Linked DNA regions of Mus musculus: region 1 is linked to region 2. The links are chromatin loops, found by intact Hi-C in ENCODE. Cell type or tissue: left cerebral cortex. All regions are shown on one strand. Links, peaks and the distances in the headings refer to the core of each region. The heading gives the core; the rest is flanking DNA. Region 1 holds the start of Tmem79 (transmembrane protein 79). Region 2 holds the start of Gm40089 (a long non-coding RNA gene).

Region 1 (15,441 bases), core at 2,957-10,956, 130 kb before region 2:
GGGGCCCAGGGTCATGATCTGCTTTTCTGCAGAACCTCAGAAGCCAGCCTCAACCTACTGGGGTGCTCCCAGTAAGTTGTCCTTCCAAACCCACGGAGAGGCCACGCTCACGGGTTCCCAAACTCCCGTTTCCTGTGGATGAAACTTGAAGGCCTACATGAGTGACTGTTGGCTGCCCTAAGGGGCATGAAATAGACATTTCCCCCATACAAGATTTCCAGTCTCTCTTATTTTTAAATGAGATGTATGTATTTTATTATGTATTTGTGAGTCTTTTGTTTGTATGGATGTGCAGTGTGGGATGGGGGAGGGCACTAGATCCCATGGAACTGTAACCCACCAGGTGGGTCCAGGGAACTGAACCAGAGTCCTCTGCAAGAGCAGCAAGTACTCTGACTGGCTGAGCCAGCTCTCCAGCCTAGATCCAATCTCTTAATGTGTGAGTGCTGTTGGGCTGGTTTGGGACGGTTTCAACAAACAGGAAGACAGAGAGAGGCTTGGAAGGCAGTTAGTTTCTCTTTGAGGGCCCGATTCTCCCCAGTCCTCCTTTGTACCCCTTGATGCTAGGAGGTAACTTGTGCCTGAGGGTGGGGGTGGGGGAGGAGCAGAATGAACGAGCCACAGGAGCCTGGCAGTGATTTATTACATACTCACAGCTATATGCTGGGCTGAGGGCGCTCTGCCTTCCTAGCCACCATGTGAGTTCACACCCAGTTCTTTTGGAGATTTTAGCTCTGTGCCCCGCCCCCTGAGAGTGGGACTCCTTGGAAGTTTGAATAGTGGAATGTTACAGAGACCCGTGTAGGTTGGGACAGGAAAGACAACAGCTACATATAACAGTCTTGACTGAGGCAAAAGAGTCTTGAGGCCAGTGGTAGCGGGTCCAGAACCAGGCCCCCTAGAAAGGTCTTCACCAACTATCTGACATGACATCAACTTCTACCCTCGGGCTAAGGCAGGTTTTCCTTCTCCTTGGCGCTCACTGGCACAGACAGTTCAGGGTGGGCTGTGGCTCTGCACTCCTGACCCACAGGAAGCTAGGGAGTGAGATGACCATCCCGCCATAGCACCTGTGCCATGGTGGGAAGCTGCCCAAGAAGGAAGTGTGCTTCTCCAGTCTCGACCTTGGGCTCTCATCCTCTGGGTTTGTAAAGCAGCGGCTAGGAGAGAGTAAGGGTATTTGGGGCCCCAGTGGGGAAGTAGCAAGGTTCCTCGCATCAAAGGTCCATTGCCTGGGCAAAGGCCAGGCCTACAACTGTTCCAGGGAAGTGCCGAAAGCCCCCTGTGCAGCTCTAGGTGGCTCAGCCCCATGAGCGGGGCCTGTAGTCGGAAACAGACCGAGCATGGTCAGGGTAGTCCAAGCGGCTCTCGGAGGCAGTGAGCATGCGCTCTGGCTCCACCACAAACATGTAATAGAGGTTCCACACCAGCATGGCCAAGAGTGGCAGGAAAGTCAGGCCATAGCCAAAGCCTCGGAAGGAGCGGCCCACAGCAAAGGTCAACCAGTATATCAGCCTGTGGAAACAGAACAAGAGTCAAGAGCGGACAGTGAGAGACTAGACGGGAAGGGTTGCCAGCGCCGATACTACTCCAAACACCCACCCAGTTTATATGTATGTCCCTGATATCTGCTTTCCCACATCTCTCTGAGGTGAGACTCTCTCTCTTTTTTTCCCCCCGAGACAGGGTTTCTCTGTGAAGCCCTGGCTGTCCTGGAACTCACTCTGTAGACCAGGCTGGCCTCGAACTCAGAAATCCGCCTGCCTCTGCCTCCTGAGTGCTGGGATTAAAGGCGTGCACCATCACTGCCCCGCTGAAGTGAGACTCTTATTCCGGTCTTCTACTTACTATTTAAAATTTAAGTTGGCAAAACTTAATTTCATGATTAATTAAATTACAATTGAATGTTCATTTATGTGATGGAGAGTGAATTGAGGATTCAACTTTGATATTGTCTCCCCCTTTTCTATTTCCCACCTTCTCCTCAGCCCCCACCCTAGGCATCCAGTGCTACAGTTTCTTGAGTCATCTGTTTTGGAGATACTGACAAAAAGTAATGTGTGGTGGTTCAGGGCTTCACAGAGCTAAGCTATACCACCAGCTCCCCTAGACCTGCCTTCATCCTCCCAAGTGAAGGGGTTAACAGGGCCTCTACCAGCAGTGCTACCCCAGTAACTGAACAGCATCCCTAACCCGGTGTCTCCCCTTACTCTCAGCTGTTTTGCTTGTTACTTTTTAGTTAGTATTTGAGTCAGAGTCTCACTATGTTGCCCTGGAATGGCAACATGTGTGTGTGTGTGTGGGGGGGGGGTCCTCCTGCCTGAATACAGCACTACCGGGGACCCCAGGCCTGCACACCAGGCTCCATTCTAATTCTTAGCTCCACTGTGTCCTGTATTTACCCTTTGCAGATAAAGAAACCAAGATCCTGCTAGGTGTGGTGTCACAGGCTTTTAATCCTAGCACTCAGGAATCAAAGGCAGGCAGATCTGTGAGGCTGAGGCCATCCTGCTCTACACAGTGTGTTCTTTCCAGGACAGCCAGGGTTATGTAAAGTCCCTGTCCCAATACAAAACAAAACAAAAAGCTCACTTTCAATATTCAGTAGTCTGAGGCCGGAAGATTGCTGAGAGTTTGAGAGGAGACTGATTGACATATTTTCAGGCCACTGTGGGTCTGATTGAGATCCTGTCTCAATGAGATAAAATAAAATTCATTGGGGGCTGGAGAGATGGCTCAGTGGTTAAGAGCAGTGACAGCTCTTCCAGAGGTCATGAGTTCAAATCCCAGCAACTACATAGTGGCTCACAACCACCCATAATAAGATCTGATGCCCTCTTCTGGAGTGTCTGACAACAGCTACAGTGTACTTATATACAGTTAATAAATAAATTTTAAAAAAATAAATAAAATTTATTGATGACTTCAAATCATATAAAAAAAGGGGGATGGGGGTAGGGGAAGGAGACCTCAGTGAGAGTTAACTGGCCTCTGGATGGAGAGGCCAGTGCTCTTAACCAAGGCTCTACTCGCACCCAGAGAGCAATGGTATCAGAGCCATTCAGCCACTAGAGGGGGCTGTTTAAGTGCAGGAACTGGCCTCACGAAGGTCAGGGTAGGGGCAATCCATTCACTTCTCTTTCTCTCTTTCTTTCTTTCTTTCTTTCTTTCTTTCTTTCTTTCTTTCTTTCTTTCTTTCTTTCTTTCTTTCTCTTTAAAGATTTATTTATTTATTATATGTAACTACACTGTAGCTGTCTTCAGTCACTCCAAAAGAGGGCACCAGATCTCGTTAGGATGGTTGTGAGACACCATGTGGTTGCTGGGATTTGAACTCTGGACCTTCGGAAGAGCAGTCAGGTGCTCTTACCCACTGAGCCATCTCACCAGCCCCTCTTTCTTTCTCTCTCTCTCTCTCTCTCTCTCTCTCTCTCTCTCTCTCTCTCTCCCTCCCTCCCTCCCTCCCTCCCTCCCTCCCTCCCTCCCTTCCTTCTTTCCTTTCTTTTCTTTCTTTTTTTTTTTTTTTTTGATTGTTTGTTTCGAGACAGGGTTTCTCCGTGTAGCCCTGGCTGTCCTGGAACTCACTCTGTAGACCAGGCTGGCCTCGAACTAAGAAATCCGCCTGCCTCTGTCTCCCAAATTCTGGGATTAAAGGCGTGCACCACCACGCCCAGTTAGAGGCCAATTCTTAAAGCTATTTGGATGGAGAGTTTCAGAGTAAAGTAGCTTCAGTGAACACACTAAATGACAAATGAGGTTAGAGTACGCAAGGCAATGGATTCAACACTATACTAAAAAAAAGTCAAAAGCTCCCCATTGCCATGGCTCTGAGACCAACTGCTACCCAGTGTAGCTCAACAGACAGCAAGCTCATCACTGCCTGGTGCACATCCAGAAACACCCCACCCCGACTCCCATCCCCGACCTCAGGTTTGCAGACCTTCAGCTCCCTGGAGGATCTGGAATCATGTCTTCCTCATGCCTACCCCAGCCATGGCCACCCCAGCCCCCGCCCGACTCACCGAGATATGGCAAAGAGACCGGTGAGCAGCGGGAGCAGCTTGAGGGTGTCCTGGGGCAGATAGGTGGAAAGCACAGCCAGGTTAAAGAAGTAGAGGATGAAGAGCTGCACAGACTGGGCCACGTACTGCCGGTGGATCTCCACTTCCCGCCTCGGCTCGCCGAAGGGCCGAAGCGCAGAAAAGCACAATAGGCTCAGCCCGTACACAAGGAGCCCTATCAAGAGGGTAAGCACATGGGATCAGAAAAGGCAGGAAGGTTGGGATGGGTTTCCCAGAAGATAGCTCTTTGGGTCGGGGCTACAGAGTGGACACAAGAGCTCCCTGGAGGAGAGGACAGAGAGTGGCAGGTTCAGGATACCCTGAGTGGTTCCAGCAGAATGAAGAGAAACCACCCAGTCGAAAGCTCTGTAATCCACTTCCCAGGTAGCCCTTCTCCACGGGGCCAGACTCACCGAGTACGATGGGAAAGGTGGCAAAGACCCCACAGCGAAGGGTGTAAACCAAGCGGGAGCTCATGGTGGGCAGCCTCGGGGCATCGAAAGGCAGGAAGGCGTATGCTCCGTACAGCAGACAGGGGAAGAAGATGAGGGCCGCCACCACCGAGGCGACAGCTCTCAGTGCCTCACGACCTCCACAGCTTCCACAGCCCCCGCAGGACCGGCCAGGGGGTCTCACCACGGCCTCAGCCCACTTGCGCTCTGGGGGCTCAGGGTGGCTGAGTCGAGCTGGCAGGAAATTCCTGAGCTCGCCTGGTCCAGCGTCGCGATGCAGGATGCGCTCCTCCTGTGGCTTCCGCTCGATGCACTGTAGATCAATGGGCACGAAGGCCCTAACTGTCTTCTCGGGGAGCAGGTTGGCATCCTCTTTGAATGGCTCCTCCGACTTAGTAGGTGCCTCTGACTCTAGGGGCTCTGGTTCAATATCTCGCCAGCCCGGGGGATCCGGAAGTGGGGCGCTAGGATGGGGGTCAGTTCCCCAGGGTAAAGTGGCAGCCTCACTTATTGTGCTGTCTGGACCATCCTCAGGCCCCTCTCTGACTATAGGAGACCCTACTGAAGACCCCACTCTGAGCGACTCAGTTCCAGGGGACTCAGTCCCACCTTCTTCCTCTGACTGCAGGACTAAAGCCTGCGGTGGGCTCTTCTCTGGAGTCTCGGGTTCCTTCATGTCCAGCAGGGCCAGTGTCTCCGGTTCTGTCATTGTGAGGCTTCAGTTCCGAGGGCTACCACAGAACGATGTCATCCTATAGGCAGTGGGAGAAGTTCTGTGAGAATACCTAGTCTTCTGGCCCCAGGACAGTTTCTCAGACCTAGAACTCCCCAGAGAAGCTGGCCTCATGGGACTCTAGGGAGAACACTGTGGGGAGGAAGGTGTTGAAACAGAGAGGCGGGCGGGCAGCAGAGGAGCGAAATGGAGGATCCCTTTCAAAATAAATGTCATCCAGCAGGACAAGGGTGAGTCAGGGGGCACAAGCAGAGGCAGGTGTGGCCTGTCTATACCCACACCTGCCTTCTACTCTCTCCACTAAAACTCCCGGATTTTTGGCCACCCTGGCTTTGGAATGGGAGGCTGAGGTGTCTAGGACTAGGCGGAGTTTCTCTACAGCCAAGGGTCACCCTATAGATAGAGAAATTGGCCCTTCCCCCTTCCTTCCACCTGCCCTTTGACCTGCAGGTCCCTCCAGGAACTCGACACCAGATCTCGGTTCCTCAGTCTCCATTCCAGGAGTCGGTCATTTTCTGAACTCTCCCATTGCCAGTCTCACCCGATTCAGCTGGGCTGGGCTCCACTCAGACTCCCAGCTCTAGTGTGGCCGTTCCCAAGCCTTCCTCTTGTTTCCTCCCCTGCCACCCTCCAGCTCACAGCTTCTGGATTGGGCTCCCTTCGTTCACCTCTTGGGCCCCTCCTACCCCTGCCCTTTGGATCCATGATACCCTCTTACTTTCCATCTGCAAAGAGGCGGAGGATCTCCGGAAAGGAGCTGCCTAGCTCCTGGCTGGCTCTGCAAGTATTTCCCAGTTTCCCTCCCTTGCCTGTGTCTCCAAACCTGTCTGACCAGAGCGGGTGGGGCCCAGATTAAAGGCGCAGGCCCTGCCCTACAGAATCTGCCTACTGGAAGGACTCTACAGGAGGACGTCATCCTTTTTGAAAGTAAGGGTGCAGCTGGGCACAGAGGTGTGGACTTAATGTATTCTGGGATCTGTAAGAGCTTCCAGCTCAGGGAAGCATCAGGGTATAAAAGTGGGTTTGTGTATCAAAGGGTGCTCAGAGTAAATTGGCTAAAAGATGACACTGCAAGTTTGTTCATCCAGTAAATGTTTATTGGGTATCTATTATTAATGAGGCGCTATTTCTGTGGTGGTACAAGCCTTTAATCCCAGCACATGAGGCAGAGGCAGGCAGATTTCTGAGTCTGAAGCCAGGCTGGTCCAGCAGCCAGAGTTATGTAGAGACTCTCTCTCTCTCTCTCTCTCTCTCTCTCACACACACACACACACACACACACACACACACACTCCAACAAACAAAAAAAGTGCTAGTCTAGGCACATGTACAGAAAAGAACAAAGTGACAAGGTTTCTAGCTGTTCAGGTAACCAACATTAAAGTTCACACCAAATCAGTAGTAGAATTTCAGTAGTGAGAGCCTCTTTAGGGTGACTGAAGCTGAAACCCAGTGGAAGTTCCCTGTAGAGGAACAGCGCAGCCAACAGATGGAAAAAGACTTGAGGCAGTTTGAGGAATAGAAAGGAGACTTGGTGGCTGGAGCCAGGAGCATAGTGGTATATACATTGCCATTATAATGTGGAGAGAGAGAGAGAGAGAGAACCCCAAAGATCCGCCTTATAGTTAGGAAAACAATAGGGCTGACAAGATGGCTCACCAAGCCTGACTACCTGAGTCTGATTCCCCAGAGAACCACACTTTTAAAAGAAAACTGACTCTCCCAAGTTCTCTGGCCACGTGTATGTTGTATGCATGCACCCACAAAATATAAATAAATAACTCTCTCGGGAAGAATTCCTTTAAAAAACAAGCAACTTCAGGAGCCACCCCTCAGGCGCGCTGGGATTTTGGCAGCTGACTTGACCTTGTGCATGCCGATCTCCACAACCTCCGGATCTTAAAATCTTTTCGCTGCCCCTCTTCTGCAACGATGTCTGATTCAATGATAGCTGGCCCATTCGTTTTATTATTTTATGCACTTTGGCGTTTTGCCTCTAAACATGTCTGTATGAGGGTTTCGGACCCCCTGGAGCTGGAGTTTCAGATGGTTGTGAGCTGCCATGTGGGTAGTCACTTCTCCAGCACCTAGCTGTCCCATGGCGAGCTTTGCACTCTACGGTCTCTTTTCTTTTCCCCTGGAAACTTAATTTTTTTAAATTCATTTTATTTTGGGGGCTAGGGAGCGTGACACGGAGCTCGCGTGTGAAGTTCAGGCCAACCTGCTGGAGTCAATTCACCTTATACCATGCGGGCTCCAGGGGTCGGGCTCAGGTTGGCCGCAAGCGCCTTTAGCCGCTGAGTCATCTCGCCAGCGCGCTCTTTTTAAACTTGAGACAGGGTCTCTGCACGTAGCAGGGTGGGAACTCGCTGCAGGTTGCCTCGGCTGCCGACGAGCTAGGCGGATGAGCCTGCGCTAGAACGCTCAGTTTCTCTACATCTGTGGCAATAAAGTGTCCCCCGAGGACTTAAGCCCAGCAGAAGCCATGCCACCCACAACCAGCTCGGTTGACTTCCCGGAGAGAGAAGGCAATTTTTCGCGAGACTTGGTGGGTTGGTCGCCGGTCCGCGGCTTGGCGGCAGCTATCGCGAGATTTGATAGGTGGAGGAGGAGCCATCTCAGGCAGCCGCCTCACAGCGATGGCGGCCGAGCAGGGCCGGCGGCAGTGGCGGCTGCGGGTACAGCTGGAGACGGCAGTGGAGGCGCCAGTGGTGGGTGGCGGGGGCCTGTGACCAGGAGGTGCCCTCGGGCCCAGGCACCATGAGCCAAGGCCCTCCTCCAGGGGAGAGCAGCGAACCCGAGGCAAAGGTCCTCCACACCAAGCGGCTTTACCGGTGAGAGGGCCAGGGTGTGTGTGTGCAGCCGCGGCGGGGAAGCGGGGCCGGCGAGGGGCGGGGCCTGCGGCTGGCGGGCGGGCCGGGCGAGGGCGGGGGTGCAGCGGGGTGCGGGCGGGCGTCCCGGGAGGAGCTGAGAAGCAGTGGGTGGGTGGGTGGGTGGGAGGTTTGAAGCGAGTGCAGGAACCCCTGCCGCGGTGAGCCTAGCGTGACGCGGGGCTTTGCGGAGTTGGAGAGAGCCGGTGGGAATTGGGGGCAGCTGAGGATGGGGGTCACGGGTGGAGAAGACCCGAAAGGGACTGGTGCTCAGAACCCTACCGGGCACCTGTGGTTTACTGGAAACAGCCATTGACTGACGTCCTCCAAACCAGGTTCATGTCCTTCATTTGCCCCTCTCGCTATGTGACCTTGGGCCTCAGTTTCTTCCTTAAAAGGAAGGATTTGAGCCGGGCGTGGTGGCGCACGCCTTTAATCCCAGCACTCAAGAGGCAGAGGCAGGTGGATCTCTGAGTTCTGGGCCAGCCTGGTCTACAGAGTGAGTTCCAGGACAGCCAGGGCTACACAGAGAAACCCTGTCTCGAAAAACAAACAAACAAAAAACAGAATTTGATTGATGGCTCATCCCTGGCTGCTCTTCCCGAGGTTCCTGGTTCGATTCCCAGCACCCATATAGCAGCTCATTAACTGTAACTATGGGATCTGACACTCGCACAGACATACGTGTAGGCAAAACACCAGTGCACAAAAATTAAAGGTAAATCTTTTAAGAAAGAAATTTCAAATTTTATATACATATATAGGTTTGATTTGAATACACTATGAAATCCATTATGGCTTACATTTTGTGGACTCTTGAGTTGGAATAAAGACTAGAAAGGCTAATTATTTTGTTGACTAGGAAGGAGGACTTTGGGTTCATCGGTGCAGGCACCCTGTGACTCAGTTCTTCCTTAGGATCTCATGTCCACAGAGTGTAGGTAAAACGTAGATCGCAGAGCTGAGTCATGGGAAGATGAAGAGTGGAGACCACGCTGACTGTTCTGCCTTCTAGTAGGAGGTGGAGCTCCAGCTTCCGTCTTACCTCAGGCCCTGCTGAATGGAGGCTGCCATGAGAAAACCCAGAGCTGCTTGATTCATGTGCTCTGCCTCTTCTGGCCTTGTAAGCTAGGAGGCGAAAGGGAATGTAGGCCTGTTTGGAAATAGGAAGTTGATGCCACGGCTTCCATCCCACCAAGGGGCCCCAAGCAGTGATCCCCAGGCCGAGGAGTTCTCCAGAAATGGCTTGTGTAACCAGTCATGCCTCGAAGTGCTGAGCAGCCTGTCAGACACAGCGTGGGCAGTGTCTTCGATATTCCTTGCTTGTCTCCAGCCTGGGGAATGGCTCTGGACAATCTTCTGACTGTGTCAGGCCAGCTTTCTCAATTTCTCACACCTTCCTTTCTCAGGACTGACAGGTTGAGCTGGTGTGTGACAGGTTGCTTGCAGTATGTGACTTGTATGTATGTATGTGGGTATGTGTGTGTGTGTGTGGGGGGGGGGTTATCTGTGACTGTGTTGGTTTTGAGCAGGGTAAACAACTGAGGCAGCCAGTTTTGTTATGTTTGTGTTTGGTGTGTGTACATGCATGTGTGTGTGTGTGTGTGTGTGTGTGTGTGTGTAAGGCACTGGTGATGACATTCTGACTTTTGATAAATGTGTTAGTCTGTGGAGCTGTCATTGAGTTTCAGAAAATTGGAAAAACTCCTGAAGCTAGCAATCTACAAATAGAGCATTTTGATTTCTTTTAAGGCTATCCAAAGAAAAAGAAGGAAGAAAGGGGTTGCTGGGGAATCTATAAACACCACTGAATTTATTAGGTTTATTAACTCTGTACTTATTTTAGAAATATTTGTACGACTTTGATTTGAGACAAGACTAATTTTTGTGGTTTTTCAAAGGGAGATTATAGTTTTGTTTGTTTCTTGAGCCCTGGCTGTTCTGGAGCTCTCTCTGTAGATCAGACTGGGCTGGAACTCAGAGATAAGCCTGCTTCTGCTTCCTGAGTGCTGAGACGACAGGCGTGCGCTCTGGCAAGGTTCTATAGTTTCTTGAAGAAGCTTATGGTCTGATAGAGAATGGGGAAGAGGTGCTAAGTACTCCCAGAGCTAAGTGTTTCTCTTTGGAGCTCTTTTTAAAAATTGAGGCCGGGCGTGGTGGTGCACGCCTTTAATTAATCCCAGTAATTAGGAGGCAGAGGCAGGCGGATTTCTGAGTTCCAGGACAGACAAGGCTACACAGAGAGAAACTCTGTCTTGGAAAAAAAAAAAAAAAAACAAAAGATAAATAAATACATAATTGAGAATGTAATGAAATTTCTGGAGTCTGTTCATAAAAGTACAAATGCTTGGGCTGGGGGTGTAGTAGGTTAGTGGAGGCTCTGGGTTCAGTCTTCAAGTGGCATCAACAAAAAAACAAAACACCTATACTCTTATTAAGTCTGCCTGTGGTACTGAAGCCCCTTTGGGCTCAGGATGCCTAGACAGGACAGTCACTTGAATTTGAACTCGGAGAATGAAGACAGCAAGATCCTGTCCCTAACAAACTCACCCTGTCCAAGGGACTAAGCTGCTGCCTCTAGCATTGAAGTCCAGCTTGGCAGAAAGGGCTTGGCTCTCACTTCTAGGTAGCCTGAAAGGTGACTGAACTCCAGAATATTTAGTTATCAAGCTTGTCTGTGAGAATGCTTTGATTTCCAGCCCACTCGTTCAGCTGGGTGCTGTCAGTCATTTGGCCCTATGTAGGGTAGCTTTTAGTAGTGTGCTTGCTACTGGGTCATACAGAGTCCAGGCTTGCTGTGGTCCACTTTCTCTGGCCTAAGAGCACATCTTGGTTTGTTCTGGCATCGTCAGTCTGTGTTTGGATTGCCTTTGTGTCTACAGCAGAGCTTAATTTGCCTGCTTCCATAGCTATTACTTGCCATACTTTTGTGTAAACTAGAGAAGAGCCTACTTTGGGGACTTCTTAGGCATCTGTGGTATAGTTTCTGTGGCTGTCTTTGCTATGGTGGCTCACTTGCCTCTTAGCTTCTAGAATCAAACACCTCAATTATATAACAAAAAGGAGGGAAATTAATGCTTATTGAACATTTACCGAGCATTGTCATGAGTGTTATATTTTTTTAACAAAGCAGTTAATTGTCATATTTCCATTTTATAGTAAGGTGAGCTGAAGTATATGCAATACCACAGAGCTGGTTATGAATAGAGATGAAATTAGAGCCCATGAAGTTTGCTTCCAAGCCTACAGTCTTTTTTTTTTTTTGGTTTTTTCGAGACAGGATTTCTCTGTGTAGCCTTGGCTGTCCTGGAACTCACTTTGTACACCAGGCTGGCCTTGAACTCAGAAATCCACCTGCCTCTGGCTCCCAAGTGCTGGGATTAAAGGTGTGCGCCACCACTGCCCAGCTGAAGTGTTTTTTTTTTTTTAAAGTTCTGTTCATCTATTTCGTATGTACACGAGTATGGGCATACTTGTGCCATTAAGTACCAGAGCTTGTGTGGTGGTTAGAGGACAACTTCTGGGAGTCAGTTTTTCCCTTTTACTCTGTAGAACTCAGGGACAGATTGAGGTCGTCAGCAGACTTCATCCAAAGCCTTAACCCTTAACTGAGCCATCAGGCCATGCCACCATTTCCTCTTTGAGACAGTCTCATGTGCCCCCCTAGTTCGTGAATGCTGGGACTATACACGGTCACTCAGTTCTGTTTATTTGTTGGTTTTTTTTTTTTTTTTTTTTTTTTTTTGCTTTTATTTATTTGTGTATATGCATACTTTTAGCATACTTCACATTAAATTTATAATTCACTCAAAAAAAATCTCAGGACAGAATTAGAACTAGAAAAACACTTATCCTTATATTTCATAAGCTACATGGACTCAATCTTTCCTCATCCCTTTATATTTTCTTCTCTTTTATTTTATACTATATGCATGGGCACATTTGTTTACATGTACACACACCCACATACATACGTGTATATCTATACACACACGAGATTTTGAATATGAGAGAAATGTGGTTTTTTTTTTCTGAGACCTCTGTTTTGTTATAATGAGTAAAGTATGAATAAACATATACCTGTGTATCTGTGTACGTGTGTGTCTGTGTTTCAGAATGGAGAGATGAAGAGTACATATTTTTCTTCCAGAGTTTGAATCTTAAAACCCATAGTTCACAATTACCTCTGACTCTAGCTCCAGAGAATTTGTCACCCTCCTCTGGCCTCAGGTGTGTGTGTGTGTGCTGTTTCAAAGCATTTGCCCTTGTGCATACATAATAGCCCTGACACTCATCTGGAATCATGGACAACTTCATGACTCCAGGTGAGTGTCCCATGACTTCATGGGAGTCAGTCTTCTCCCTCACCATGTGGGTGGGGCTCCAGAGTCAGACTTGGGTTATCAGGCCTGACATCAAGTTTTGCCAGCCCATGGTGCCTTATTTTTGTTAAGATTTTTTTTAAAAGTATATGCATATACATGAAAGGGTTGTGCATGTATGAGTCTCAGTTACTCACAGTCATGTCCACTCTGTGTGTGCTTGAATTCAGGCTCAGATCCTCACATTTGCACACTAATTGTTCTTACCAGTGAGCCATCTTCCCAGACTGAGAACTTCTTTCTTTTATGTCAGAGATGATAAGCTCTTATATAAGAATCCACTCCATCGCTCTGAATTGAATGTTTACTGAATGCTAAAGCTGTAAATAGATCGTTACATTTAAATCTTATAAAACTATTCTACGTACCTGCATTATGTGACTCATTTTTATTAATATGGTGACCTTTAAGAGGCTGGGTAATTTGTCAGGGTTAGAACCCTAGAGCTTCTGTGTCTGGAAGTCGGTACTCTTCCTATTGTGAGGGGTTTCCACCTTAATACTGTTGACATCATGGGTAGGGTAATTTTCTTACACTGAGCCTTGCTACATTGTCCAGGCTGTTTTTGAAGTTGTCATTGTAAGTAATCTTCCTGCTTCAGCCTTTGAAGTCCTAGGATTACATCATGACCCCCAAAGGGTAATTTTTTTTTATTTTGGTAGGCTCATCTGTGTATCAGAAAAATTTTAGTAGAATACACTAAATGCTAATAGTGCCTTCCTCAGGCAGAGAGACAGACAATGTCTTAATTTTTGCCACATCCCTTGAGCAGGGCTGCTGTATCTGAGTGAAGTCTGCCTCTTCATTTTCCTAACCCTCAGCCTTCCCTTCCATTTCTCTCCCCTTCCCTCTCCTCCCCATTTCAGAGTTTCTTTAGAATCTGTATTCTGGCACCCAAAGTGAACTATGTGTCTGACTCAGGGGCTCTTTGTTTCACTGCAGGGCTGTGGTGGAGGCTGTGCATCGGCTAGATCTCATCCTTTGCAACAAAGCTGCTTATCAGGAAGTGTTCAAACCAGAGAACGTTAGCCTGAGGAACAAGTAAGCTGGGGACTTGAACTACAGAGTCTATTTCCCTGCCTGCCTTTATGAGTAGCTTTGCTGGTATAAATTAATATACATTACCTTTAACCTCCTGACCTCATGGTACTCTAGTGAAGTCTCTGGCTTCCCTGAGAGAACAGATGAGAATCCTTGATTCTGTCTGCAGCTTGTACATCCACTAGATTGGGACCATAAAAATGGCATTTGAGTTGAAGGGGATTGGTCATGTGAAGGGAAAAAAGTAACTAAGACAGAGAAGAGACCATGTGGGGAATGAAGAGTGTTAAGCTTCTTGCTATTTCCTGCTCCTGTTTCTGTCTATTGGAGACTCCTTGCCTTCCTAGGCAATCCGAGTCATGATACGATGTCTCTTGGGAGGCAGAGCTCTTTTGGTGTTGGTAATAGCCCATGCCTTGCTCTTGGCTCTGTGTGTTCCTCCTCAAGGGATGACTGCGCCTCATGCTCCCTTCTCCCTCCCCAGGCTACGAGAGCTCTGTGTGAAGCTTATGTTCTTGCATCCAGTAGACTATGGGAGGAAGGCTGAGGAACTGCTGTGGAGAAAGGTATACTATGAAGTTATCCAACTTATCAAGACTAACAAAAAGGTAAGGGGCCCTAGGACGCAGGTGAAACTTGTTTAAAGAGGTGAAGTTGAAGAAGTAGAGAGCTAGAAAAGTGGGTGCAGTACATGCAGGGGTGGAGCAGAAACAAGGAGTCACACAAAAATGAAACTGGAGAAAGAATAGAGCTTGTCACATGAGAGGTCTAGTAACACAGCTCTAAGGCTGTGGGGTAACGTGTGGGAAGAGAGGTGTGCTTGAGACTCTAGAGCCCAGAAGAGAAGAGAGGTCCTCAGATGAGCAGGTTGCAGCAGAGGGAGCGGCACTCTGAGCTCATTTCTTTACTTTCCTGGTCTCCAGCACATCCACAGTCGGAGCACCTTGGAATGTGCCTACAGGACTCATCTGGTCGCTGGCATTGGCTTCTACCAGCATCTCCTTCTCTATATCCAGTCCCACTACCAGCTGGAACTACAGTGCTGCATCGACTGGACTCACGTCACCGATCCCCTCATGGGTGAGTGAGACGCTGAGCTTCTTGTCCCTCATTGTCTTCAGTGTTTGAATAGCTAGTAACCAGCCAGGCAAACGAAACACCTTCCGATGCTCTCCAAATGGGTGCGAGTTATTTATAGTGACAGTCTTAAGGAGCAGAAGCCCAGGACTATGAACTGACATGGAGGCGGAAGGTGGGACCAGGGACTAGTGCAGATCTGGCTCTGGAAGGCGCTGTTAACCTTTCCTTTCTGACCCCAGCTGAGTTCTGCCAGCGCTGGAGCTTTTAACTTTGGGGACTGTTTTCCAGTATTTGGTTGAAGCTGTGACGTGGTTAGAAATGTTGAGAAAGCTGTTGACAGTCTTCAGAAGTGCGGCCGCTGAGATCCTCGCGCCGCGCTTTGCTTTCCTGTCCCTCATGGTCCTCCCTTTAGCTCAGCTACCCTTCAGAGGGAGGCCCTTCTTCCATCTCTCTTGTTCTCTGCCCTCTTCCCTTCTCCAGAGCCTTGGCCCAGCTTTCCCTAAGAGGTAGACTTTTATCTACTACCTGACAATGCTCACATCAGAAGCACAGCATCTGTGCTTTGTTTACTTAAAATATTATTTAAAAACAAAGGATTTGCTGAGTAAAGTACTTGCTATAGAAGCACACAGACCTGACTTTGGGTCTCCAGCACCCAGCGCCTGTGTGAAAACCCAGGGGCAGAGGTAATCACAGCTCTAGGAAGGAGGCGGCAGCAAGATTCCTGGGCTTTGCTGTTCAGCCAGTCCAGCTGACTTGGTAAGCTTCAGGTTCAGTTACTCAAAAGAAGGTGAAGAGGGCTAGTATGATGGCTCAGTGAGT
Region 2 (15,441 bases), core at 2,973-10,972:
CACAGTGATCCAAGGAAAGTGGTGCCTACGTCTCTTAGGCTCCATGTCGTCCGGTTCCTCCCAGCCATACGCTGGAGCTAAGTTAGCCAAACAGGAGAAGAGGGATTTTAGTTCTTGAGTAGCCGTGGTTGGAAAGGGACCCGTTGAGTGACCTGACACCAAGCTCTCTTGTTCCCAACTCTCACAGGGAGAGAAAAGAGCCATTGCCCTGCTATGATGAATGCCTTCTGTTTCCCCTGCTTGCCTAGCCTCAGTTTCTCCAGCTGTGGGGAGGAGGGGTAGCCAGTACTGTTGATTGTGGGAAGGGCAGTGAGCAGCTGATGGAGTTTAGCAAAGGAAGGTCTCTGGGGGAAATTCGACTGGGAGGGAGGTGAAGAGACCCAGGCAAACTAACTGAAGAATCATTCTTGGGAATGCCCTGCCCCCCATGCCCTGGCAGAGGCCACACACAGACACACACACTATGATGTCCTGAATCAGGCACACGCACACTCCGTGTCCTGGCATCCCACTCCCATTCCACCCCTGGGGATCACGGGTCCCTTGCCCACCACTTTCACACCTTACCCCCAGCAGTACAGACCCCTAACCCAGGCGTCCGAGAATTCCAGCAGAGTCTGTACCAGGCAGGGGCGGAGCGAGCAAGGGCAGGCATGGTGGGGGAGAGGGCCTGCCAGCCCCCTCCAGTGCCCCAGTTCCCAGGCAGCTCTTAAAGAGACCAGAGAGAATTAGCCAGGGGCAGCTTAAGAGGTGAATATAGAGGAAAGCAGCCCTGTGAGACCCCACCCACCTTCCCAAAGGTCCCCAGACTTCCCTGCCTGTCCTGTTCCTCACTCCATGAGGACTGCCTTGTTGGCTACCCAGCTCTGACCACCAACTCCCACGTCCTGGCCCTTGTTCCCCTTGGGCTCTTGCCCACTACCTCCCCTCCCCCATACTCGTGCGACCTCAGTCTCAGTCTCTAGGAAGGGGTGCCAACTGGCACTGACTGGAACGAGGTGTGGAGAACAAGCCCAAGAAGTGAAAAGGCCTGAGACTGAGCTGTGTGTGTTGGGGGTGGGGGCACCACCCATAGTCGGTCTGGACAGGCAGAGGGACTTTTCTTGGTGATTCCCACAAGACTTCTTTTCTCTGTCATCAGGCTCTGGAGAGGCCAAGAGAGAGAGAGAGAAAGAGAGAGAGTGGGCCCTGGACACCCTCCCTTCCTACTTCTGATGGCCATCAATGTTGTGACAAGGAAGGGAAGTGTAATCCCAGCTTGGGATGTGGAATCTGAAAGATTAGAAGTTCAAGGCAATAATATGTGGTAGCTCAGACCTTTAGTTCCAGTGGACACAGGCAGATCTTTGTGTGTCCGAGGCTAGCCTGGTCTACATAGTGAGTTCCAGGCCAGCTAGAGTTGTCTGGTGAGGCCCTGTCTCAAAACAAATAAACAAAACAAAATACACACACACACACATACACACACACACACACACACACACACACACACACAACCGGATGTTCAAGGCCAGACTGGGCTACAGGAGACCTTGTCTCAAAAAGAAAAGGCTGAGAAGCTGGCTCAGGCGGGAAAGCAATAACCATGCAAGCTCAAGGACCTGGGTTCGATTCCCAAGCAGTCATGTGAAAAAGTCAGGTGCAGCAGTGAGCCCCTATCATCCAGTTCTGAGGTTGAGGCAGGAGATTCTTGGGTCTTGCTGGCCACCAGTCTAGCCCAGTGGGTGAGCTCTGGGTCCAGTGAGGCTTCCTGTCCAGGGAAACAAGGAGGATAATGGGGCTGGAGACATGTTCAGTAGTTAAGATCACTGAGAAAGAAAGAAGGAGGGGGGAGGGAGGGAGGGAGGGAGGGAGAGAGAAGAGGAGAGGAGGGGAGGGGAGGGGAGGGGAGGAGGAGAGGAGGAGAGGAGGAGAGGAGGAGAGGAGAGGAGGAGAGGAGGAGAGGAGGAGAGGAGGAGAGGGAGGAGAGGGAGGAGAGGGAGGAGAGGGAGGAGAGGGAGGAGAGGGAGGAGAGGGAGGAGAGGGAGGAGAGGGAGGAGAGGGAGGAGAGGGAGGAGAGGGAGGAGAGGGAGGAGAGGGAGGAGAGGGAGGAGAGGGAGGAGAGGGAGGAGAGGGAGGAGAGGGAGGAGAGAGAGGGAGGAGAGGGAGGAGAGGGAGGAGAGGGAGGAGAGGGAGGAGAGGGAGGAGAGGAGGAGAGGAGGAGAGGAGGAGAGGAGGAGAGGAGGAGGAGAGGAGGAGAGGAGGAGAGGAGGAGGAGAGGAGAGGAGAGGAGAGGAGAGGAGAGGAGAGGAGAGGAGAGGAGAGGAGAGGAGAGGAGGAGAGGAGGAGAGGAAAGGAGAGGAGAAGAAAAGGAAACCCGGGTGGTGGTGACACAGGTCTTTGATCCCAGTCTCAGAGAATCTGACACTTTCTTCCGGTCTCCGTGGGAACCACATGTGGTACATAGATATACATGCAGGCAAAAACCTATAAAGGAAAATTAAACCCCAAAAGGAAAATTTAATAATAAATCTAAAAAAAAAAAAAAAGGAAGTAGAAAGAAAGGAGAAAATAAAATAAGGAAGAAAGGAAGGAAGGAAAAAAATCCTTGGTAGAATGCTTTCTTAGAATTCATAAGACCTAGATCCTTGAGGATCCTTCAGGATCTAGAGTGGAAAATAGCTCAGTCAGTGAAGTGTTTGCCTCATAAACACAAGGACACGACTTACATCTCCAGAATTAACATAAAAATTATAGGTGCAGGGCTGGCGAGATGGATCAGCAGTTAAGAGCACTGGCTGCTCTTCTGAAGGTCCTGAGTTCAATTCCCAGCAACCACATGGTGGCTTACAACCATCCATAATGAGATCTGACACCCTCTTCTGGGGTGTCTGAAGACAGCTACAGTGTACTTACATATAATAAATAAATAAATCCTTTAAAGAAAATTATAGGTGCAGTGGTGCATTCTGGGAATCCCAGCACTGGGGAGGCAGAGACAGGAGGGTCTTTGTGCTTGATAGTCAGCCATCTAAACTAACTAGTGAGCTCTAGGTGAATGACAGACCTTGTCTTAAAGGAGGTGAACTGGCTTCCTGAGGATAATGCTAATGTTTTCCCCTGCCTCTGTACACCTACATGCACACACAGGTGCACCCATGCATGTGTGTGCGCGCACAACACACACACAATTCCCTGCACAGAAAAAAATGTTAAAACTGCATACTACAGGGCTGGAGAGATGGCTCAGCGGTTAACGGCACTGACTACTCCTCCAGAGGACCTGAGCTCAATTCTCAGCAACCACATGGTGGCTCACAACTATCTGTAATGGGATCTGATACCTGTGTCTGAAGACAGCTACAGTATACTCATAAAATTAATAAATCTTTAAAAACAACAACAACTGCATATTGCTCCTACAAAGGACCCAAGTTTGGACCCCAGTATCCACAACTGGTGGCTCACAGCATGTGTCTCTCCAGCTCCAGAGATCTGATACCCTCTTCTGGTTTTCACAGGAACCTATATTTATGTATGCATACATACGAGCAGATATATACATATAAATTAAATAAGATAAATATTTTTAAAAATAGATTGATCTTTCCAGTGAGCTAAGGTGGGACAGAAGAGACAGTAGAATCCAGAATGCCTCAGGGATTCGAAGCCTGGGAAACCGGACAAAAGGTGTCATCGGGGCTGATGGCAAAGTTTGTAAGAACATTTGAAAGTTGAGGATCAGACTTGCCATGTAGCCAAAGATGACTTTAAACTCCTGCTCTCCTGCCTCCATCTCTCAAGTACTGGAATCACTGGTGGGAGCCCCCATGCTGGCTTGCTCTCTTTAACCTTGAGATGCCATTAGACTTTCAAATGGATAACAAAGGTCTAAAGCAAAGAAACGACCTGTGGGTTACTGCTTTGTGCATGATATCCAAAGCCTTTGACCTGGAGGAAGCCTCTCAGATGTGAGTGCAGACAGGCCCAGTAAGCAGGGAGAGGAAGAATCATCGAAATTGGCTAAGAAGGGTGAGTCACCTGGGGCAAACAAGGTCAAGTGAAGTGAAGACTGAGAAGAGATGTGGCATTGGGTTAACAGACTGCATTGTGGGGCTTTGGAGACTTTGGCAAGGGCAGCCTGTGGTGGAGCACAGGAAACACAACAGCAGTTCTGAGTGGGGACGTTGAGTCTGAAGAGAAGAGGCCAGGGGTCTGTGTGGACACCTGATCTGGTAACCACAGTCCCAAAAGTCCAGTCATGAATTTTAAAAATCAGTCAGCTAGCCACTGGGCATGGTGGCACACACCTTTAGTAGGTGGATCCCTGTGAGTTCAAGGTCAGCTTTGTCCATGCAGTGAACTTCAGGCCAGCGGGGGATGGGGGAGGATGGACGGTCAGGATTCTGTCCCACAAAATTACCTGATGTGGGCATATTTATTTCTCTCCCTCTCCCTCTCCCTCTCCCTCTCCCTCTCCCTCTCCCTCTCCCTCTCCCTCTCCCTCTCCCTCTCCCTCTCCCTCTCCCTCTCCCTCTCCCTCTCCCTGTCTCTGTCTGTCTGTCTGTCTGTCAAATGTCTTACCATTTGGTTTTAATTTGCATAGATTCCTGCTTCTGTAAAGCCTTTAGTTGGTCCTAGAGGGAAATTTTCTTCTTGTAATAAGAAGTGTTCTGCACTCATGTCCTGACTCATAGCTGGTCAACTCTCCTGAGACACAGCCTGACTGTTGTGTAACACTCTGGGGAAATGTGAAAAAAATGTCTACTCACCCCAAATAGGGAATCAAAGACAGACCAAAGTGTGCATACCACCAGTGTCCAAGTCTGTGAACAAGTGAGCTTTATCAGAGGTTTCAGGGTTACTTACAGAAGCAAACAGCCTACCCCCAGCATGAGTGACAGCTCAAAATCTGGGAGCCCAAAGCACACTCACAACCTGCATGTAGCACCCGGTCTTAGAGAGCGTGCTTTCCACATACCTCGGTGCTCTGGGCCTCTTCCTGGCAGTTGTACTGAGCTCAGCTTCTAGGTAGCTCAGCCTGTCTGAGAGCATCTCTCAGCAGTCCTTGCTGCTTTGTGTATGCTTGGGGGATGAGGGACCTATCAAATCTCCATCAGTCAGGGACTACCTGACCAGATGTTAACTCAAAGGCAGCTTTGTTGTTCCAAACAGAAACATGTCCACCCTGGAGAGAGGATAACCAAAACTCAGGAAATCCCTGAAACTTAACAGACTCATCAGGTCCCTCCCTCCCAGAGATTATCTAACAAGGTAGGTCATTGCAGAGAGCTTCCAGGATGCAATTATCATGAGTCTATCACCAGACTGTGTTGGGCTTTTCCCAGCCCAGCAAGAGAAGCCATAAAAGTTGCACCCCGGGAATCTCTGAACAATTCTTAGGCAGCTTGACTGGTCTGCACCTCTACCCAGGTGCTGTTATGGTTTGCATCACCTTGGGAGGAGGCCTTGTCAATCTTGTACATTTCTGGTGCTTCCTAGAATTTGTAAGTTTGTTCTACTTCCTGGGTTTTAATGACCTTTCCTCTTGAGTAAGTAGCTCCCAGCGCTCCAATCCTTGCTCCATCTCTTACATTCTCTCTGCTGCTTTTCTCATAATGTTCTCTGAGCTGTAGAAAGAGGATACAGGGGCTGGTGAGATGGCTCAGCGGATAAGAGCACTACTGCTCTTCCAAAGGTCCTGAGTTCAAATCCCAGCAACCACATGGTGGCTCACAACCACCCATAATGAGATTTGATGCCCTCTTCTGAAGACAGCTACAGTGTATTTATTTATAATAATAAATAAATCTTTGGGTCGGAGTGGGGTTGACCAGAGCGGAGTAAGTGGGGCCGACAGGAGCGAGCAGAGGTCCTAAAATTCAGTTCCCAATAACTACATGAAAGCTCACAACCATCTGCATAGCTACAGTGTACTCATGTACATAAAATAAATAAATAAATCTTAGAAAGAAAGAAAGAAAGAAAGAAAGAAAGAAAGAAAGAAAGAAAGAAAGAGGATACAGATGTTTTCTGAGTCCTGGGCCACTAGCCACAGTAGTAGCCACTTAGTCTCAGGAGCTTGACAAGTTAGGAGTCTGTGTAGGACACCTCTCATTCCAAATATATATATATATTTCCTGGGGCTGGAGAGATGGCTCAGTGGTTAAGAGCATTTGTTGTTCTTCCAGAGGACACGATTTAGATTCCTACCGTTCATTTGGCAGCTCACATCTCTAGCTCCAGGGATCCAACAGGCTCTTCTGATTTCTGAAGGTACCCAGCACATAGAGAGCACAGACACACATTTAAGCAAAACACTCATACATATAAAACAAAACAAAACAAAATTAAAAAACAAGCAAACAAAAAACAGGTAGTAGTGGCACAAGCCTTTAATCCCAGCACTCAGGAGGCAAAGACAGGTTGATTTCTGAGTTTGAGGCCAGCTTGATCTACAGAGTGAGTTCCAAGACAGCTAGGGCTACACAGAGAAACCCTGTCTCAAAAATCCCCAAAAACCAACCTTACAAAAAGAGCAATTTTGGGTATATCATGGATGGTACACTAGTGCACCTTGCCTCCAGAATCCATGGCCGTTTTTTCCACAATCCACCTGGCTTTGTCGTCCTGCTATGAGGATACTTCACATCTCCCCTCCGATGGTCTCCTCAGGGCCAGCATGCACTGTTCAGCTCAGCTTAGGCTCACAGGTCTAATCAACCCGCTGGAGGCCCCAGTTCTGGCCAGCTAGCTCTGTAGCTCTTTCCTTTCCCACAGCGACACCTGGCGGTTGAAAGGGTCTTCGTCTCGCGGACAGTCTTCATCCCCAGCATACGCTCCGTTTCAAACAATCTCTACTTTATTTTACCTCATTTTCTGGGTTTTATGTATACAAATGTTTCACTTATGTGTGTTTAAATGCACTGTGTGTATCTTGTGCCCTCAGAGGCCAGAACAAGCCTTCAGATCCCTTGAAGCTATAGTTTTCTAGATCACTGTAAGACACTGAACCTGAGTTCTCTGGAAGAGCAGTCAGTACTCTTAACCACTGAGCCATCTCTCCAGCTCCCTGATCTATCTCTTTAGCCCCCACACTAAGTCTGTTAGTGTGTGTGTGTGTGTGTGTGTGATGCGTATGTGGGGTACACACACACCACAGTGCCTATGTGGAGATCAGACGATACCCTGAGGCATCATTCCCACCTTTATGTGGGTTCCGGTGATGGAACCCAAGTTGTCAGGCTTGTACGGCAAATGCTTCGCACACGGAGCCGTCTTGATGGCCTATGCTTAATCTTTTTTTTCACCTGTACTGTTTTATTTTTTAATGTACTTATTTTATTTGTGTGTGTGTGTGTGAATCTTTTGCCTGTATGTATGTCACATGTCACATGCATGTGACTGGCACGCTCAGAGATTTGAAGAGGGCACAAGATGCCATGAAAATGGAGATATGGAAGATTGTGGGCCACCATGTGCGTTCTGGAAGTCAAACCCAGGTCCTCTGTAAGAACAGGAAGTGCTCTGGCATCTCTACAGTTTACCTTATTTATCGGTGAACTGCAGTGAAAGTTCTGGAACCATCCAAAACTCACAGCATCTGACTTTTCCTTAACTTCCCCCACCCCCATAAGGAACACCAGCGTGACACAGACCTTGCCACATTCTTTCTAGGTGACCCAGACAGCTCCCTTGTCTGTGTGGCCCTTCTCTAATCCCTTTGATTGTTTTAACATTCATTTTTCTTTTTGAAAGGCAAGGTGGCACACACCTTCAATTCCAGCATCCAGAAAGCAGAGGCAAGTGGAACTCAGTGAGATCCAGGCCGGCCAGGGCTACTGCCACACAGTAAGACCCCATCTCATAAAAGAAAGAAGAAAAGAAGGGAAGGAAGGAATTACTGGGGCTGGTGATGTGGCTCCGGGTACAGCAGGGCTCTAAGCCTCTTCCTCTTCTGTTGTCTTCCAGTCTCTGCTCTTTGTAGGACTTTCTCAGTGGCTCGTGTGAGCCTGTCCGTTAGGCACTGGTTTGGCCTGTGTCGATTCAGTTCAGGCTGCCTTTGTTTTAAGAACGGATGGTAGCTACTGAGCTTCTTGAACTGAAGTCCCAGGAAAGGCTGTTGAGCACACGTGCCATTTCCATTCCCTGCCACTTGCATCCTGCAAGCAGCACCTCATATCTCCCTCTCTTTCCCCATGTGCCCCGCCACATCCGAGGTTGACACAGCAGACAGCAGCCATGTGTCTCTTTCCTATTGTAAGTGCCTCTTTACACAAGGAATACACTAATGTCTTGATCTGGGAATACAGGTGGTGTTTTCTTTTTCTCTTTGCCTTTCTTTCCTTTTTTTTCATATTTATTTGTTTGTTTGTGTGTATGTGTGTGCCTTCGTATATGTATGTGGTATGCCACATACATGCAGGAATCTGCAGATGTCAGAAGAGGGTATCAGATCCCCTGGAACTTGGTATCCACCATCTGGGTGCTAGGAACTGAACCCGGGTCTCCTGCCAGAGCTTTTAACCACTGAGCCATCTAACCAGCCCTCAATCTGTTTTTGTTGTTGTTGTTTGTTTGTTTTTAAATTTTCTTTATTTTATGTATATGAGTACACTGCAGCTGTCTTCAGACACACCAGAAGAGGGCATCAGATCCCATTACAGATAGTTGTGAGCCACCATGTGGTTGCTGGGAATTGAACTGAGAACCTCTAAGAGAGCAGTCAGTACTCTTAACAGCTGAGCCATCTCTCCAGCCGCCATTTCTGTTTTTTTTTAAGATGTATTTATTATTTTTAATAATAAATTGGGGCCACGTGCATCAAATCCCCTGTGGTGATTGGAATAGGAATGGCCCCCATAGACTTGTTGCAGGATATTCGATTACCATATGAACTCCAAGATTGTGTTACCTAACGAAAAAAACAACCTGTTTCTAATTATGGTGTGGTTCAGCCCTTAGCATACACCTTTAAACCCTCTGGCTGGAATATGGACACATCCTTGGTATACACCTTTAATCCTAAACAATGAAAGTAACATAACTTTGTAGCAGGAAGCACCAATGGGATGTTTCAATGTGATATCTAATTGAGTGGCAGACAAAGTGACAAATCAGAGAAAGACTTGACAGACTGGATACGCCCAACTCTCACAAGAGGGAGGAAAGGGAAGCTACTTAGGAGAGCAGTGCAAAGAGAGAAAAAGAAGGAGGCAGTTTTACTGGAAGAGTCTTACAGAGGCAGGTTGCAGAGATCAAGGCAGACATAGATTAAGACAGAATAAGCCAGAGAATGAGAAGGAGCCAGAAGATTAGAACAGATTGCTAGAGTTAGTTGAGGTCTGGCAGAGCAATTCAGGAGAGACCAAGAGAGAAGCCAGTTTGAATCAGTCAGCTTGGAGAGGAGCTTGAGCCAGGACAGCGGAGTTGAACCAGCCAGCCAGAGCTCAGAAAGAACAAGAAAAGGTGAGCTCACTTAGCACCAAGTTAACCATCTAGGTTAGATTGTACAGAGGCTAGGGGCTTCCAGGACTAGGCCTGGGTTAGCAGACAGAGGCAGTGAGCCTCAGAGACAGCAATGACTCAGGAGACCACTCTTTCATAGACTCCTGTGTTTGCATGCTTGGCTATAGGGAATGGCACTATTAGAAGGTAGAGATAACCATTTTGGAGGTGAGCTTTGAGGTCTCCTATGCTCAATCTAAGTGCAGTGTGAGACACAGTCTCTCCTTGCTGACTGTGGATCAAGATGTAGAACTCTTGGCTCCATCTCCAGCACCATATTGGCCTGTTTGCTACCATGCTTCCTACCATGACAATAATGTGCTAAACCTCTGAAACTGAAAGCTAGCTTTAATTAGATATTTTCCTTTATAAGAGATGCTGCGGTCATGGTGTCTCTTTACAACAGTGAAACTCTAACCAACATATCCCCTAGAAGCTGAAGTCACAGGCTTTTGTGAATACATGATGTGGGTGGAGGGAACTTGTTCTAGTTTGCTGTCTGTCTTAATTAGGGTTCTATTGTTGTGAGGAGACACCACAACCACAGCAACTCTTATAAAGGAAAGCATTTAATTGGGGCTGGCTTACAGTTCAGAGGTTCAGTCCACTGCCTTAATGGCAGGAAGCATGGCGGCACACAGGCAGATACTGTGCGGGAGGGGTCTCCGAGAGTGCTATATCTTGATCTGCAGGCAGCAGAAGGGGACTGTCTGTCACACTGGGCACAGCTTGAGCATATAGGAGACCTCAAATCCACCTCCACAGTGACACACTTCCTCCAGCAATGCCACACCTCCTAATAGTGCCTATCATACAGTCTATAAGGGCCATTCCTATTCAAACCATCACTGCACCCCATACCACATGAGAAGATGGAACAGATGTGCAGCACCCCAGGGACGTGCCACCCTCACACGGCTCAGCCTCAGCTTCCTGTAGGCCACACAGAGGTCTGTGTGCTCACAGAGAAGCACTAGAGGAGTCTGGAATGTTAAACACATGGTTGTTCCCGTAGGGAAGGAATGCACAGCCTTATGTGTCCAGAAGGCTGGTGACCTTTGCCCTGTGTAGCCAGAGACTTTTCCAGCACCAGATCATCTCGTAGACCCTTATCGTTAATTTGTTTTTCTCAATCTATAGAACCTATCTTCGTGGACCTCACAAAGAGTTCGCTGTCGTCATGCCTGGTTTGTGTTTAGCTCACTTTGTTTTTTTTAAAGCTATTTAGGAATGCTTTGTTGTGAACTCGGGATTGAGTTAATGATTACCAGAATAAGGCTTTAAACCAAATTGTGCGGTGCTAATTTAAGTAGGCCTAAAATAAACCACTTGGGGTCAGACTCCAGATCTTGAACCAACACCCATTATTTAGTCATGTTGAACCTAACTACCCTCTTGCCTCCCTTCAGTTGTTACGAGGTTGGATGTGGGGGTCAAAGAGACCTCTGTGGCTTCCAGCCTCAGCACTCAGGAAGTTGCCAGGCGTGGTGGCTCGTCCCTGTAATCCTAATAAGTGGGAGGCAGAGGCAGAGGCAGATGGATCTCTGTGAGCTCAAGGCTAGCCTGGTCTATATAACAAGATCAGGTTAACATGGGCTGCAAAGTGAGACCTTGTTTCAAAAGAAAGAAAGAAAGAAAGAAAGAAAGAAAGAAAGAAAGAAAGAAAGAAAGAAAGAAAGAAAGAAAACAAGAGAAAGAAGTTATTCTGCCCAAGTCTCTCTTTATATATATATATATATTTATTTATTATATGTAAATACACTGTAGCTGTCTTCAGACACTCCAGAAGAGGGAGTCAGATCTCATTACAGATGGTTGTATGCCACCATGTGGTTGCTGGGATTTGAACTCTGGACCTTTGGAAGAGCAGTCAGGTGCTCTTACCCACTGAGCCATCTCACCAGCCCCCAAGTCTCTTTAATAAGCCAGCGAGTTTACTGATGTTACTTACAAGTGCGTGGAGGAGAGTTCCTCATAGAAGCTTCGGTGACTCAAAGGAGCTGCACAAGCTAAAAGCCACCCCCAGCTGGGGTAGGGCTGAGGACCGTTGCATGCCTGACCATTGCACACCTAGAGCTCCGTGCACGGCCTGGAGGGTCTGCAAATCTCTTCTGCCCAGCTGTTCTTACTGCTTATGTTGCCTCGTGGATCTTCTCGGTTTAAGGAGCTTCCTGAGACCTTGTTTACTGCTTGAGCCTTATTTCATCTACTTCCTCAATAGTAAGAAGCTCCCTTCAGTTTTGAAAAAATAGCTGCCCACAGTTAATTAGCTTGATCATTGTTTTACACTGATTACATATCTTAAAACATCATATTGCATGTCATTTTATATATATATATATATATATATATATATATATATATATATGAGACATGAAGATATATATATATATGAGACATGAAGATATATATATATATGAGACATGAAGATATATATATATATGTATATATATATACATACATATATATATATATACCTTCATAAAGCTTGGGACACTTCTATACCAAGCATCATTTGTTAAATGTTTGCATATGTGTAGCTAGAGATAGATAAACTTCAGAGGAGAAAACTCTCTTAATCTGAAAAACAAATATGCTTACTATGGCTCATGCTGGAAATCCCGGAACTCAGGAGGCTGAGGCAGGAGGATCTTCATGAGTTCCAGGCCAGCCGGAGCTACAGAGTGAGGCTCTGTCTCACAGAACCAACTGTGTTAGCTACTTATCTCGCAGATTTGGCAAGACATCTGAGAACATGGTGGAGTACAGCTTTATCCCAGCAGTAGGGAGGAAGAGGGAGGTGGATCTCTGTGAGTTCAAGGCCAGCCTTGTCTACAGAGCGAGTTCCAGGGCAGCCAGGGATACACAGAGAAACCCTGTCTGGAAAAACAAAGCAAACAATAACAAAGAAAAAAAATTCCCCAACAACTTAAAGAAAGAAGGGCTGATTTTAGTTTGGAGTTTGGTGGGGACTGTACAATGAGAGTTGGGGGAGGATGGGTCCCTGATAGGAAACTCATCTGATGCCAGACTTTCTTACTGATGGAACTGAATTCCCTCGGGGCAAAGAGCTGGCTGCTGACAGCTGTCAAAACAGCAGCTGACTTAAAGGAAACAAAAGACCCAGCCGCACAAACCCCTGCTGAACAGAATTGGCAGTCAGAGCCTAAGGCACTGAAACAAGCCTGCGCAGACCCACAGCAACTGCGCACAGCAGGAAACTTTTAAGATTGAGGGCTCTTCACTGGTTGGTCCTAAGTCTCACCTTATTTGCATACCCCATTCAGCCAATGAGAACCAGGTGGTTTCTCAGTAAATTCAGACATACCTTAGGCTTCATGACACTTTCTCGTCTGAGCTTTATAATGAAAGGCACAGGTGATTTTAGCGCTCAGCCCTCACACATACCCTTGCTTCAAGACTCACCAAAGGCAGACCAACTTCCAGGACTCAACCTTTAACAGCTGCCGCAGGCAGGATAACTCATTCCATTCCTTCCTCAGCCACCAGAGACCTAAGATTCCAGCCTTCAAGATCCATCAGAGACAAAGAAATCTGTTTCTGTTGCTTCCCTCAGTCTGTAAACATGGTCTGAGAGGAACTGTCTCAGCTGGTACCCCAAAGCCCTCAGAGAAGTTCTCAACTATAGCAATCCCTCACTTGGCACGTGCCACCACCTCTTGCCTGGCACACCAGAAGTCTGCTGATTCAAGATGCTGGCAAACCCCCAGCCTCCTTCAGCTGGATCTCAGTTCTCATTTTCCTATTGATTTTACTCCTGTTGATTTTGGGGTAGTGGTGGTGGTGGTGGTGGTGGTGTGTGTGTGTGTGTGTTTGATATTGTTGTTGTTTTTGGCAGGGTCAGCCCAGGCTAGCCTGGAACTCTTAGAGATTCTTCTGCTGCTGCCTCCCATGTGCTGGGATTAAACTGGGATTAAACATCATGCCTGGCCCTTCCTTTCCCATTGATATTGTTTTTCCTGCCTGCAAAACCTGACAAGAATTCTGGCATTTGGAAAGACATATGGAAAGTTCAGGCCCTTCTGGTACAATTACAGATCCGTTTTCTTTCTTTCCTTCTTCTTTTCTTTCCTTCTTTCTTTCTTAGTTTTTTCGAGTCAGGGTTTCTCTGTATAGCCCTGGCTGTCCTGGAACTCACTCTGTAGACCAGGCTAGCCTCAAACTCAGAAATCCCCCTGCCTCTGCCTCCCAAGTGCTGGGATTAAAGGTGTGCGCCACCACTGCCCGGCTCTTCCTTCCTTCCTTCCTTCCTTCCTTCCTTCCTTCCTACCTTCCTACCTTCCTACCTTCCTACCTTCCTACCTTCCTACCTTCTGTCCTCCCTTACTTTCTTTCTTTTTGTTTGTTTTTTGTTTGTTTGTTTGTTTTTCGAGACAGGGTTTCTCTGTGTAACTCTGGCTGCCCTCAAACTCAAGAGATCTGTCTGCCTGTGTCTCCCTAGTGCTGGGATTAAAGGCGTGCCCTGCGCTGCCCAGACTAGCAAACAATACAGCCAGGATGGCTAAAGGTGACCCCAAGAAACCAAGGGGCAAGATGTTTGCTTATGCTTTCTTCATGCAGACACGCAGGGAAGAACACAAGAAGAAAAACCCAGAGGTTGCAGTCAATTTTGTGGAGTTTTCCAAGAAGTGCTCTGAGAGGTGGAAGACCGTGTCTAGCAAAGAGAAATCAAGAGTTTGATGAAATGGCAAAGGCAGATAAAATAAGCTATGATTGGGAGATGAAAGATTATATAGCAGCTAAAAGAGGCAAGAAGAAGGACCCAAATGCCTCAAAGGACCTCCATCTGGATTTTTCTTATTCTGCTCTGAATTCTGCCCCAAGATCAAATCCACAAACCCTGGCATCTCCATTGGAGATGTGGTAAAAAAAATCTGGGTGAGATGTGGAAGAACTTGAGTGAGAGTGAAGCAGCCTGCGTCACTAAGGCAGCAAAGCTGAAGGAGAAGCATGAGAAGGGTGTCGCTGACTGTCAGTCTAAAGGGAAGTTTGAGGGGGCCAAGGGGCCTGCTAAAGTTGCCCAGATAAAGGTGGAAGAGGAAGAGGAGGAGGAAGAGGAAGATGATGAATAAAAGCTCTGTCTCCTTGTGACTACCTTAGAGTAGGAGAGCGCTGTGATTGACACATCTCTTATTTGAGTTGTGTCTATTGCCCTTGTTAGGTTTAATTACAAAATTTGATCAGGATCATATTGTAGTTTCTCAATGTGTCAGTGGTTTACATGAAGTGGCTGTGGGTGTCCAGAGTGCCCTGAAGCTGTATCAAAGTTGTACATAACTCCATTTTTTAAATGAAAAGGCACTCTCGAGTCCTCCTCACTCAGTGCACTTGGCTGTTGGTGTGACAAGGCATTTGAAGATGTTTCTGGCATTTTGTTCTCAACTCGTAAGGTAGTGTTAACTATATGGTTATTGGCTAGAAAACCTGAGTTTTCAACTGTACATATCTATAGTTGGTAAAGAGAACAAAACAACCCAGACAGATTCTTGATGCTCCTTGTTTGGCGTGGAGGCTCTGAGGGGAAGATGCCTTTTGGAGGGGGCATAGCTCAGGGTGTGCACTGTGAGGCTGGACCTGTTGATACTGCGGTGAGCATCCTTTGGCTCCAGGTTGTCTTGTTTTTGTATACGGTGGCATAGCATTCTGCTGACATTTGACATTCTTAGTTGTGGATGGGGGAGGGGTAGGACAGCATGAGAAGTGTTTGGAGTTTTTTTAGTTAAGTGCAGTAGGTTTTAAACTTTTTTTGTTTGGTTGGTTGGTTTTGGTTTTTCGAGACAGGGTTTTTCTGTATAGCCCCAGCTGTCCTGGATTTCACTTTGTAGACCAGGCTGGCCTCGAACTCAGAAATCTGCCTGCCTCTGCCTCCCGAGTGCTGGGATTAAAGGCGTGCGCCACCATGCACTTTTTAAACTTTTTAAAGAAACTGTAGAA

What was found. A loop is a pair of places that touch in the nucleus more often than their neighbours do. Peaks named below come from ENCODE experiments on the same cell type or tissue, not always from the same donor. Only the 100,000 strongest peaks of a DNase experiment are listed, where the experiment ranks them.
Region 1: it touches region 2 in a loop (2.6-fold over the local background); 3 of 42 quality-filtered maps call a loop at or near these places.

Annotation. Positions count from the first base shown.
Region 1 is chr3:88,328,418-88,343,858 of GRCm38, forward strand. Tmem79 (transmembrane protein 79) reads right to left here and starts at 6,016. Exons shown (of 4, transcript NM_024246.5): 1 at 5,965-6,016; 2 at 4,475-5,265; 3 at 4,023-4,236; 4 at 236-1,515. The coding sequence starts at 5,222. The coding sequence ends at 1,302. It overlaps Smg5 (Smg-5 homolog, nonsense mediated mRNA decay factor (C. elegans)), which reads left to right and starts at 7,843. Exons shown (of 22, transcript NM_178246.3): 1 at 7,843-8,080; 2 at 13,441-13,539; 3 at 14,024-14,147; 4 at 14,463-14,619. The coding sequence starts at 8,007. Glmp (glycosylated lysosomal membrane protein) reads left to right here. Exons shown (of 6, transcript NM_020003.1): 6 at 1-214. In left cerebral cortex, for the core only: a CTCF peak has its summit at 3,058 (motif pointing right); DNase peaks (open chromatin) are centred at 3,061, 7,829, 8,423, 9,128 and 1 more place; H3K4me3 peaks cover 2,643 bases; H3K27ac peaks cover 2,498 bases.
Region 2 is chr3:88,460,580-88,476,020 of GRCm38, forward strand. It overlaps Gm40089 (a long non-coding RNA gene), which reads right to left and starts at 5,556. Exons shown (of 4, transcript XR_867446.1): 1 at 5,435-5,556; 2 at 4,961-5,167; 3 at 4,752-4,805; 4 at 1,515-1,750. It also overlaps a transcript of Sema4a not described here and the pseudogene Gm5979. In left cerebral cortex, for the core only: a CTCF peak has its summit at 6,765 (motif pointing left); a DNase peak (open chromatin) is centred at 6,760.